2 separate regions of the Homo sapiens genome follow, and region 2 is linked to region 1. A link is an interaction called in ENCODE POLR2A ChIA-PET data of the cell type or tissue named here. Cell type or tissue: PC-9. All regions are shown on one strand. Each heading gives the region's core, and the rest is flanking DNA. Links, peaks and the distances in the headings are about the cores only.

The links. Peaks named below come from ENCODE experiments on the same cell type or tissue, not always from the same donor. Only the 100,000 strongest peaks of a DNase experiment are listed, where the experiment ranks them.
Region 2: POLR2A ChIA-PET joins it to region 1 with 5 read pairs; 2 of 35 experiments call an interaction of 5 or more read pairs at or near these places.

The regions. Positions count from the first base shown.
Region 1 is chr3:170,389,801-170,396,227 of GRCh38, reverse strand. It overlaps SKIL (SKI like proto-oncogene), which reads right to left. Exons shown (of 7, transcript NM_005414.5): 5 at 5,764-6,005; 6 at 4,968-5,192; 7 at 1-3,969. The coding sequence ends at 3,811. Among named protein-coding and RNA genes, the nearest start is that of CLDN11, 26 kb to the left of the region's middle. In PC-9, for the core only: no CTCF peak of the experiment used is centred there; no DNase peak of the experiment used is centred there; H3K27ac peaks cover 518 bases.
Region 2 is chr3:170,914,195-170,920,621 of GRCh38, reverse strand. No RefSeq gene overlaps it. Among named protein-coding and RNA genes, the nearest start is that of EIF5A2, 8.8 kb to the right of the region's middle. In PC-9, for the core only: no CTCF peak of the experiment used is centred there; no DNase peak of the experiment used is centred there.

The DNA.
Region 1 (6,427 bases), core at 838-5,837:
AAAATCTTATAAATTCCTTTTACATTAAACTAATTTAATACACTATTTTGTTTTCTGGGCTGAATTTTTAAATTTTTTTCTTACATTTGATCACTTTCTAATTCAAAAATTGTAGCACTACATAGGACATTTAATTCTATTACTAAATAGGCTCCAAATTACATTATACAGTTTAGAAACCATTTCAATGAATGGATTTACAAAAAAAAAAAAAAAACTGTCCTTTTAAATGAAATGCAATATAAAATACTAATACACTTTTCTTCCAAAAGTGGAAATGCTTAAGTACCCTATACTAGAAAAAAAAAATTAGGCTGTTTATTCAATTCCACAATGTATAATACAGCAGTTTTATGTCCCTTATTGCTGACAGCTTCGATAAAAACTATTAACAAGTAGTTCCAAGCACAGAAACAGATGTACAGTATGAGCACGATTTTTCTTTATATTAATTTTTAATGTCCTATCATGTGGATTAAATGCATAAAGGGCAAATAAAAATGAGGAATCTTCCCTAAGTAATCAAAACATATGCCTTATTGAGAAGAAAATTTTAGAAGCTGATTAAAATCCTTCAGCACTAGCTTTGCAATTAATTCTGGAGAAATACCTTGACACATCTTATAGTATTTGAGTTTCCTTATAACTTTACCTTCCTTCAAACAGAAGCTACCTATGTGCAAATAAACTGGTTGTTCTGTCAGGACTTCTAAAAGATATGGATAACCGGCAAATATATACTTTATTTCACCTACTTTAATAGCTGCTTTACAATTCGCTATGTACAAATGATTTTATATCTTAACTGGTAATATATTAAATATGTTATAAAATTAGTTCAAGAAGCATAAAACACCCTAACTCTCATGAACACAGAAATTCAAGCAAAAGAATATGCTTAAACAAAAACTAAAGCACACAGCAAACGTAAATTGTTGGTCAAATCTTTTCATAGTGTTATAAGTTACATTTGTGAAATTTAGGGTAGTTGAAGAGCTTCCTCAATAACAGCAAGAGGTTTTACATTTATTACCTTTATAGAGTAGGTACACTTTTCTCATAAAGTTTAGCCTACAGAAACTATCGCCACCCAAATTAAACATCACCCAAGCTAATATTCTTTCTTCCTTCTAAAGATGAGCTAGCAAAACTTTTTATAGGTTGTCCCTTTAATGCAGCTTTTTAGAATAAACATTTTTACATTTTTTCTTAAAAGAATTATTTTTTGAAGTCTGAGGAAAAATCCGCTTGCCTAGTGAATTTGGCACACAAAGAGTAACAACAAATCAAACTTTAAGCTAGCAACCAACACACAAAATAAGCATGCAAAGAATAGAATAAGTTTTATATGGATAAGGTATTTTAGCCAACTCCACTTATAAGGTATTACAAAATCTCTATATTGTTTTGAAGCTATGTGTTGCAGTTTAAAGTTACTTTTAACAATAATACGTATATTTACAATTGACTTAAAAAACTATTTTCAAGGAAGTTAGAAACCTATGGCACACCAACGCATCTTCTGGAAAATGAAGACGATACAATGTCATGTGGCAAGTTTTCAATATATGAAGGACTAGAAAAAATATTTCTTTACTCAATTCTGAATTACAAGTTCATAATAATTTAATGGTGTTTAAGCACTGCTTAAAATTTTCCAATAACATATTTCAAGGATTAAGCAATTTATTTTAGAAGTTTTGGGTTAAACAAATTATCATTTTCTAGGTAACATAAAGCAGAAAGGTTCCAAGTGAATTAGAAATATAAATGAAATTATAGGTGTTTGAGTTTGTCTTCCAAAAAGCTGAGCTGTGACACAAATAATTCAAAATTAAAATAAAACTATATCATAAATATCTGATTTTTCCTTCTCCAGATCTAAATAGATTGTATTGGGAGAATATGTCATTTTAAATATTTGTTTCTAAAAATTAGCCGGGAGTGGTGGTGGGTGCCTGTAGTCCCAGCTACTCGGGAGGCTGAGGCAGGAGAATGGCTTGAACCCAGGAGGCAGAGCTTGCAGTGAGCCGAGATTGCACCACTGAACTCCAGCCTGGGAGACAGCGAGACTCTGTCTCAAAAAAAAAAAAAAAAAAAAAAAAAAAAAAATTTGTTTCTACATGTCATTTTAATATTTGTTCCTCCTTGAGAAGATTCCAAGACTCAACGAATTAAATTAGTCTTAATATAGCAAAATTTAAATGGAAAATAGAAAACACACATTTAGGTTATACTCAATTTAGTAAATAAATTACATTTGGGGAAGTACAAAATTCTTTTTGGATATGTACTATTAAGCAAAATATGAAAATAACTGGTTAAATGACAACCTAGTGATTCTTTCTACACCATTAGATTATCTACCTTCTATGCTGGAAATAGAATATAACCTTAACCCTAGCTAATTTATTTTAAAATAAATATAGCTCTCTGAAGTAATTTCATACATAGTATCTTATAAGAGAACATGAAAAACATTTATTATCCCATAAAATCCATGGGGTAATAATGTCAATTAATGATAGTTTCAGGAAACTCCCTTTAAAAACAGATCTAAGAATTTTACCTAATATATTTTGAGCCAAGAATTAACAAATATGAAATTTGCCATTAGAGAATGACAGACTTTTCTGTGCAAAAAAAAAGTGCAGAAGATGTTGTCCCTCCTGAAACTATGGAATTCCTTTATCTTCTAAAACTTATCTAAAAATCTTTTAGTAGCAGGTAACTAAACTGTCCTATATGCACCTATCATGTACTATCAGTTGACTGTAAATTCCTGATTTTGATATTAAGTAGTAAATGAAAATGGTCCATTCGTGCAAATTTTGGTAAGACAACATTTAAACATACAGAAGTCCAAAATAACCTTCAAGGTGTTTAACATTTTACAACTTAAAGGAAAACAAGTCCATTATATAAATTTTAGTAAGACTCATAACTACATGTAAAAACTGTACAGGAGGATTATGGATTGTATAGAAACTGATACACAACAGTGGTATCAGTTTTTCTCAAGAACGTTAATATTTTCACACCACTATTAACAACACAAACAAAAGTTCAGAAATTATCACATTTTATTTTTGAAAAGTTGCTGCTTAAAAAAAAATCTAACTATAACCACATTTAAACTGAAAAACAAATTACAACTGCTGCTTCTGTTTAGCAGCAGCACATAACAACACATTCTTCTTCCCCACTGTGCTCATGGGGTATGCTATAACCTCAGTAAAATTCCTCCTAGGGTACACATTAAAAAGAAGAGAACTGGTGGAAATTCATTCCACAATCTGAACAAAGTAAAAGTAAATTTGGTGTATGTTAATGAGTACACCATATCAACTTAGAAAAATTGTGTTAATGAGAAAAGGGGAGATTCAACTCCTTGAGTAGCTCTATATACTTAAAATATAAAGCCACCATTGTATCTAAAATTGAGTCTGAAATATGGATAACAAAATTGACCACAGCTATTTTCCAACACATATTGCAGCTTTTAAAAAGTACACAATTGTTAAGTTTGCATTAGAAATATAAGCAGATTACCTACTAGTTGAAACCATATAGTATTGTTACTAAGCTGATTTTTTTAAAAAAGTACAAAGAAACATACATTTTCATTCATTTGGAAAATGTAAAAATTTAAGTACTAATATATAATCTCTTCACTTTCTCTGATCTACAAATGGATAGAATGCCTAGTTATCGTCATGCAGATAAATTCTTCAGAATTCAATTACCAAAGCAAGCAACAAACAAAAAAAACCTTGTCAGTAATACACAGATGAATCTCTTTAACAGTTTCTATTCTTTAGCAGTCTTTGATGATTTCAGAATTTGCAGCTTTAGCTCTTTTATCATCATCTCTAACTTCTGTCTTGCTTCCCGTTCCTGTCTGAGTTCATCTTGGAGTTCTTGCCTATCGGCCTCAGCATGGTCCAATCTCTGCCTCAGTTCTGCCAACTATGTGATTTAAAAGGCGCTATCAATTTTAATTGTTTTGTTTTTCCATTTAATCCTCATATCATAGAAAATATCTATTTTCAAATTACTTTTTACAAAACGAACTATTTCATGTATACTAAATCCATTAAGCATCTAATACTATTAATCTGACATCTGACAGGACACTAAATTTAAGAAAAAGCAAAGGAACAAGAGGAAGGAACACATCCAGCATGTTCATGTTCATTATGCCCTATACTTTACTATACCGCTCATCACAGCCTGCTCATGTTAGTTATTTGTTCATGTTCCTTAAATTGTGAGATTCTATTAACAAAAGAGAATTGCTTATTTTTGCTCCAGTGCTTTTGAACATAACAGGCAACAGTTCCTGTTTGTTAATTTGTAGATTTGAAAGCTCATATACTACATTAAAATAATATAACATATAATATTCAGAGGGCTAGAGATTAGCAATTTAGGTAACTAAACTGCAGTAACCCGATAAAAATTTAAACTAATAAAAGCAACAAACATCAAAATAATCATCTTGGACAATACAGCATAAAGCTATGTTTAACAGAATTATCTATTTTGAAATCTAGCTTAGTAAACTGAGCTTGACAAAAAGTAATTCCTTTATTAGAGAAGTAACGGTGGCCGGGTGCAGTGGCTCATGCTTGTAATCCCAGCATTTTGGGAGGCTGAGGTGGGCAGATCATGAGGTCAGGAGTTCAAGACCAGACTGACCAACATGGTGAAACCCCGTCTCTACTAAAAAATACAAAATTTAGCTGGGCATAGTGTCGCACGCCTGTAATCCCAGCTACAATCAGGAGGCTGAGGCAGGAAAATTGCTTGAACCCGGGAGGCAGAGGTTGTGGGGAGCTGAGATTGTGCCACTGCACTCCAGCCTGGGCGACAGAGCAGTCTCTGTCTCAAAAAAAAAAAAGAGAGAAGTAACAGTTTCCATTTCCATGCTGAAAGGGCACCATTATACAAACAGTAATTCTTACCTGTCCTGCATATTCAGCCTCTTTGTCTTTTTCTAAATTTGAGTCACAGGTACATTTTTGCTTCATTATCTGCTCCAATTTTTTCTCTAAGTCTTTCTGTTCAACATAAAATTCTTCCATTCTTTGAGCATGTTCATTCTGCAAAGATTCAAGCTCTTTCTGTAAATTCTGCTGTTCTTCAGTGAGTTCCTTCATAGATTTTGAACTACTCAACATTTTTACTTCCTGTAATGTAAAGAATCACAATACAAGTTTTACTTTATTTTCACCATGTTAAAATTTTCAGTTCTGGAAAACATAGCACAGAAAATACCTAAAATTCAGCTATCATTATCAGTTCTATATAGAGGTAATTATTTTAAAAAACTATTTTCTCAAAAAATTTTAAAATATATTAAAATTGCTTTTCAGTGTAAAACAATAATCTTAAGTACATTTGTAGCATCTCGTTTTGACTTTTCTTACTAAGAATATACAGGGGGGCTGGGCGCAGTGGCTCACACCTGTAATCCCAGCACTTTGGGAGGCCAAGGCTGGTGGATCACAAGGTCAAAAGTTCGAGCCTGGCCAGCATGGAGAAACCCCATCTCTACTAAGAATACAAAATTTAGCCAGGCATGGTGGCACGTGCCTGTAATGCTAGCTACTCGGAAGGCTAAGGCAGAAGAATTGCTTGAACCTGTGAGGTGGAGGTTTCAGTGAGCTGAGACTGCGCCACTGCACTCCAGCCTGGGCGACAGAGCAATATACAAAAGTATCTTTTCATAATGGACTATCATTTAGATAACAATTTTACCATCTGAAGTTGTTGCTTCTTTTGCAAAATCAAGTTTAGTTTTTCCTGTTGTTTTAAATAAGTTCTCATTACTTCTTCCATGATTTTTCCCTTATCATCCTCACAAATGACATCTTTCACAAGAAGCGGAGATGAAGCGGCAGCAACAAGGCCAATTCCCACTTTGTTTATGTCTCTGACTAAGTTGCAAGTGGCAGACTCAGATTTCCTTTTACTTGTAGAATTATTTGAGATTGATGCATCTTGGAGAGAAAAAAATCAAGTAACAAAGTATGAATATCACTCCATTAAAAAAATCACTAGAACAATCCATAAATGTAATTTTTAAAACATTTCATTTATAAATTAGACCAAAACAAATAAAATAGGAATAAATTTAACAAAAGCAGTGCAAGTACAATGAAAACTACAAAACATCACTAAAAGAAATTTAAGACCTAAATACATGGAAAGACATCCCAAATTCATGGATTGGAAGACTTAATATTGTTAAGACAGTAATAGTCTCCAAATTGATCTACTTATCAGTGCAATCCCTATCAAAATCCCCACTGGATTTTTTGCAGAAATTGAAAAGCAGTTTCTAAAATCCATATGGAAATGCAACAAACCCAAAATAGGCAAAATAATCTTGAAAAAGAATAACGAAGTTGAAAGACTCACA
Region 2 (6,427 bases), core at 648-5,647, 520 kb before region 1:
GCCTGGATGATCTAATACTGTCAGTGGAGTGTTTAAATCTCCCACTATTATTGTGTTGAAGTCTATGTCTCTTTCTAGGTCTCTAAGAACTTGCTTTATGAATCTGGGTGCTCCTGTGTTTGGTACATATATATTTAGGATAGTTAGGTCTTCTTGTGGAATTTAACACTTTCCCATTATGTAATGCCCTTCTTTATATATTTTTTTATCTTTGTTGGTTTAAACTCTGTCTTGTCTGAAATTAGGATTGCAACCCTTGCTTTTTTCTGTTTCCCATTTGCTTGGTATATTTTCCTCCATCCCTTTATCTTGAGCCTATGGGTGTCATTACATATGAGATGGGTCTCTGAAGACAGCATACCATTGGGTCTTGCTTTTTTTATTCAGCTTGCCACTCTGTACCTTTTAAGTGGGGCATTTAGCCTGGTTACATTCAAGGTTAGTCTAAGAGCCTGTTATCACACTATTAATAAAGACATACCAGAGACTGGGTAATTTATAAAGAAAAAGAGGTTTAATGGACTCACCATTCCATGTGGCTGGGGAGGCCTCACAATCATGGTGGAAGGTGAAGGAGGAGCAAAGGCACATCTTTCATGGCAGCAGGAAAGAGCGTGTGCAGGGGAACTCCCCTTTATAATATCATTAGGTGTCATGAGACTTATTCACTATCATGAGAACAGCACAAGAAAAACCTACCCCCATGATTTAATTACATCCCACAGAGTCCCTCTCATGACACATGGGGATTATGGGAGCTACAACTGAAGACAAGATTTGGGTGGGGACACAGAGCCAAACCATAGCAATCCAACCCTGGCCCCTCCCAAATCTCAAGTCCTCACATTTCAAAACCAATCATGCCTTTCCAACAGTCCCCCAAAGTCTTAGCCCATTCTAGCATTAACCCAAAAATCCAAGTTCAAAGTCTCATCTGAGACAAGGCAAGTCCCTTCTGCCTATGAGCCCGCAAAATCAAAAGCAAGTTAGTTACTTCCTAGATACAATGAGGGTACAGGCATTGGGTAAATAAACCCATTCCAAATGGGAGAAATTGGCCAAAACAAAGGGGCTACAGGCCCCACGCAAGTCCAAAATCCAGCAGGGCAGTCAAATCTTAAAGCTCCAAAATGATCTCCTTTGACTCCATGTCTCACATCCAAGTCACACTGATGCAAGAGGTGAGTTCCCAAGGCCTTGGGCAGTTCCACTCCTGTAGTATTGCAGGGTACAGACCCCCATCCTGGCTGCTTTCATGGGCTAGTGTTGAGTGCCCATGGCTTTTCCACGCACATGGTGCAAGCTGTTGGTGGATCTACCATTCTGGGGTCTGCAGGATGGTGGCCTCATAGCTCCTCTAGGCAGTGCCCCAGTGGGGACTCTGTGTGGAGGCTCTGACCCCACATTTCCCTTCCACACTGCCCTAGCAGAGTTTCTCCATGAGGGATCCGTCCCTGCAGCAAACTTCTGCCCGGACGTTCCATACATCCTCTGAAATATAGGCAGAGGTTCCCAAACCTCAATTGTTGACCTCTGTGCACCCACAGGCTCAACACCACGTGGAAGCTGCCAAGACTTGGGGCTTGCACCGTTGTCAAGTCACGGATCAAGTTGTACCTTGGCCCCTTTTAACCACAGCTGGAGTGGCTAGGATTCAGGACATCCCAAGTCCCCAGACTGCACACAGCAGGGGGTCCCTGGGCCCAGCACATGAAACCATTTTTTCCTCCTAGGCATCTGGGCCTGTGATGAAAGGGACTGCCACGAAGGTCTCTGACATGCCCTGGAGACATTTTCCCTATTGTCTTGATGATTAACATTCAGCTCCTCATTACTCATGCAAATTTCTGCAGTGGGCTTGAATTTCTCCCCAGAAAGTAGGTTTTTCTTTCTACTGTATCATCAGGCAGCAAATTTTTCAAACTTTTATGCTCTGCTTCCTGATGAACCCTTTGCCGTTTAGAAATTTCTTCCTCCAGATACTCTAAATCATCTCTCTCAGGTTCAGAGTTCCATAGATCTCTAGGGCAGGGGCAAAATGCTGCCAATCTCTTTGCTAAAGCATAATAAGAGTCACCTTTGCTCCAGTTCCCAACAAGTTCCTCATCTCCATCTGAAACCACCTAAGTCTGGACTTTATTGTCCATATCACTATCAGCATTTTGGTCAAGGCCATTCAACAAGTCTCTAGGAAGTTCCAAACTTTCCTACATTTCCCTATCTTTTTCTGAGCCCTCCAAACTGCCCCAGCCTCTGCCTGTTACCCAGTTCCAAAGTCACTTCCACATTTTCAGGTATCCTTATAACAGCACCCGCCTCTACTGATAACAATTTACCGTATTAGTCTGTTCTCACACTGCTAATAAAGGCATACCTGAGAGTGGGTAATTCATAAAGAAAAAGAGGTTTAAGGGACTCACAGTTTCACATGTTTGAGGAGGCCTCACAATCATGGTGGAAGGGGAAGGAGGAACAAAGGCACATCTTACATGGTGGCAGGCAAGAGAGCATGTGCAGGGGATTTGCCCTTTATAAAAACATGAGAGTTGTTCACTATCATGAGAACAGCGAAAGAAAAACTCACCCCCATGATTTAATTACCTGCCATCGGGTCCCTCCCATAACACGTGGAGATTATGGGAACTACAATTCAAGATGAGACTTGGGTGGAGACACAGCCAAACCATATCAGTTAGTATTGATATGTGTGGATTTGATCCTGTCATTGTGCTGTTAGCTGATTATTGTGCTTGCTTGTTTGTGTGGGTGCTGTATAGTGTCACTGCTCTGCGTATTTAAGTGTGTTTTTGTTTTAGCTGGTAGTGGTCTTTCCTTTCTGTATTTACTGATCCTTTCAAGATCTCAAGAGATCTTAAGGCAGCTCTGGTGGTAACAAACCCCCTCAACATTTGCTTATCTGGAAAGGATCTTATTTCTCCTTCACTTAGGAAGCTTTAGTTTTAGATACCTGGGCTTTCCAGGTTTCCCGACAAAAGCTGTTAACTCTGTCAAAGAAGGAGGAGAAGGAGGTTAGACCCCTCCCCATACATATCTCAGAACTTTGGTAGGCCGACGTAAGTGGATCACTTGAGGTCAGGAGTTTGAGACCAGCCTGGACAACGTGGTGAAATCCTGTCTCCACTAAAAAAAAAAAAAAAAAAAATTATATATATATATATATGTGTGTGTGTGTGTGTGTGTGTGTGTGTGTGTGTGTATATATGTATATATATGTGTATATATATGTGTGTATATATGTGTGTGTATATATGTGTGTATATATATGTGTGTATACACACACACACACACACACACACACACACACAAAATTAGCAGGGCGTGGTGGCAGGCACCTATAATCCCAGCTACTCAGCAGACTGAGGCAAGGCTATTGCTTGAACCCAGGAGGCAGAAGGTGCAGTGGGCTGAGGTCGCGCCACTGCACTCCAGCCTGGATGACAAAACAAGGCTCCATCTCAAATAGATAAATAAATATTAAGATTTTGTTTCACCTTGTGTCCATTTTGGTATGTTGTATTTTTCAAGAAATTTTATATTTAAAAACGCTTTATAAAGTGTTTCTCATAGATGGCATATAGTTGGGTCTTTTATGTGGTCTCTAGTTTGACAATCTCAATCTTTTGAGTGTTTAATCCATTTATATTTAATGTAATTATGGATATGGCTAAATTTATCAATTTGTTATTTGTTTTCTATTTACCCCATCTGATTTGTTTCTTTGTTTATACTTTCCTGCTTTTTTTTGTAGGTGGGGGTGGTAAATCTAACATTGTTTAGAATTCCATTTTAATTATTTCATTTGTTTTTTAGTGATTCCTCTTTATATTGCTTTTAATGGTTATTCTAAGAACTATAGTATGCATTGTTATCTAATTTTAGTCTATTTAGAGGCAGTATTAGAAAACTTCACATGAAATCTAAAAACCTTGCAACAATATACTTTCACTTACCTCTCATTTTTTGTGCTAGTTATCATATGCATTACATCTACATATGTAATAAACCCCAGATTACAGTATTGTTATAGCTTTTTAAACAATCATATGACTTAAAAAAATTAGAAGAAAAATATATAATATTTTATATTTACCCATATATTTACCATTTCAGGTGTTCTTCCTACCTTCTAATAGATTTACATTTCCCTCTGGAGACTTCCTTAAATTCAACTTATAAATCTCATCATTCTACTTACAAATATAGCACATAAGTTTAATCAATTTTAAGTGAGCTTTTAGTGAATGCTTGGTCCCAATTACAAACCTAAACACTCTTAAACAGTACATATTGTATTTAGAAGTTCAATACATTGCTTTTTTTAAAAGTACCTCAATAGTCTGGTAAATAAATAAGACCTTCCCAAGTATAAATGCAGCTCTTATAAATACAATAAATTTAATTCATAAATGTGGCGAGTCTTAAGATCTTCTAAATGTTACAATATTATTTTAAAACTTAGTGTCTTTAGTCTGTTTTTTTGTTGCTATACCAGAATACCTGAGACTGGGTTTTTTTTAAAAGAAAATTAATTTATTTCTTACAATTCTGGATTCTGGGAATTCCAAAGGTATGGTGTTGCCATTCAGTTAGCTTCTGGTGAGGACCTTCTTGTTGTGTCATAACATGGTAGAGGGCATCACATGGAAAGGAAAAGAGCATGCCAAACTGACTTTTATAACAGATTCACTCTGTGATAACTAACCCACTCCAGTGACAACCCATTAATCTATTAACCCATTAATCCATCTTTCTGCCCTCAGGACCCAATCACCTCTTAAAAGCCTCACCTCTTAATACTGTCCCATTGCAGATTAAGTTTCAACATGAGTTTTGGAGGGAACATTCAAACTACAGCACTTAGAAAGACTTCAATTTAAAACCACAAGTTTAACCCAATCACCCAATTATACATTTTAAAATTTGGAATCTCAAGGCTTACCGTCACTTGAATATGCTAAATTATCTTTAATATTACATATAATTAAAAATCAAATTTGTACCATCAAACCCCTGAGAGTACCCTATTTCTTTATTTCTATACATAACTCTTAACCTTCCCGAAGTTAAAACACATTCACCCACTAAGGAAACAACTGTATCATCTCAAACGATTTGAACTTCTTTGTTTCAATGAGAGAGCCATATTTGCTGTCGAGATGCCCAGAGCTGCTTGATTCCTTTCTACATAGTTTTTCCTTCTTTCTCTCAATTGTGGCAGCTCCTTCATACTATTTCGTAAAATTCCCTTTTTGCTTAACTTTTTAAAAATTTGTTTCTTTTGCTTGCAACCAAGAACCCTAACTAATCTACCAGAGAGTTGTAGCCCATACATTATCCTGCAAATATGGTTATTAAGAATTGGATAGAGCCAAGATGGGATAGAAGATCGTTAATTCTAAGTTCAAATTACAAAAGCAGAACATAGTAGTCTATGTTATGCAGTGGTGAAACCGCTCAACAAATTATCTCTTAGGCTGCATGGCCACTGAAAATGAAGCTCTAACTGAATGAAACTGGTAACTGCTGCCACTCAACAATTTAAAGAGTTTAAAGGATGAGAAAAGTTTTAGGACTTTGGGGGTGAGCTGACTACTTCAGACAGGATTGGGTAACTTAAACCATGAGAAATGTGTTCCCTAAATTTCATCTTAGAACAAGAAAAAAATACTGACTCATAGGCTAAGATTTCTTTGAAACAAATTTAAGAGTTTGAATCTGTGCATTGCTGGTCTCATTTGTAAACATTAGGCAACTGATAAGGGAAAGCTCTACAAGGAAAATGGGGACATCTATGTACTTCAACTTCTAAGGTGAAGTACTCCAAACCTCCAAATCCTCTGTAAACGCTATCAACAACACATAATCTGACAAGGAGTGTTTCTTGTAAACAACTGTATCTGCCTTGCCTGAGGAAACTGTCACTCCCTTGAGGAGGAAGCCATTAATTCCCTTATGCTCCACCCTTCATTGTTACTTAGGCCAGGATCCAATCCCAATTTGGAGACTGAAAGTCAAATTAAACTACCTGAAATTGAAATTAAACTACCTGACAGTGAAAGTTTGGCCACAAAATGAGTTACAGGCATTTGTTGATTTATACGGTCAAAAATACTAAAATTATTTTAGAAACGGAGGGTGCTCAACCGTAGAGATCAGATCAATAAAATTAAATCAGGCTTAATTTGCTGATGTAGGTATATGTGTCATTGTATTTTTGTGCAGCTATGTCAGACAGTTTGCTGGTTTGGTTAATGCTATTCTAAATCCAGTGCTATTCCATTTAAAAAGAAGTCAACATGGTCGAACCTCCTTTATATAAAGCAGAGTGTGAAAGGAAAATAAATCTCACCAAGCGAAAGGGAAAAGTCAAGCTGGAAACTGCATCAGGCAAACCTGCTTCCCATTT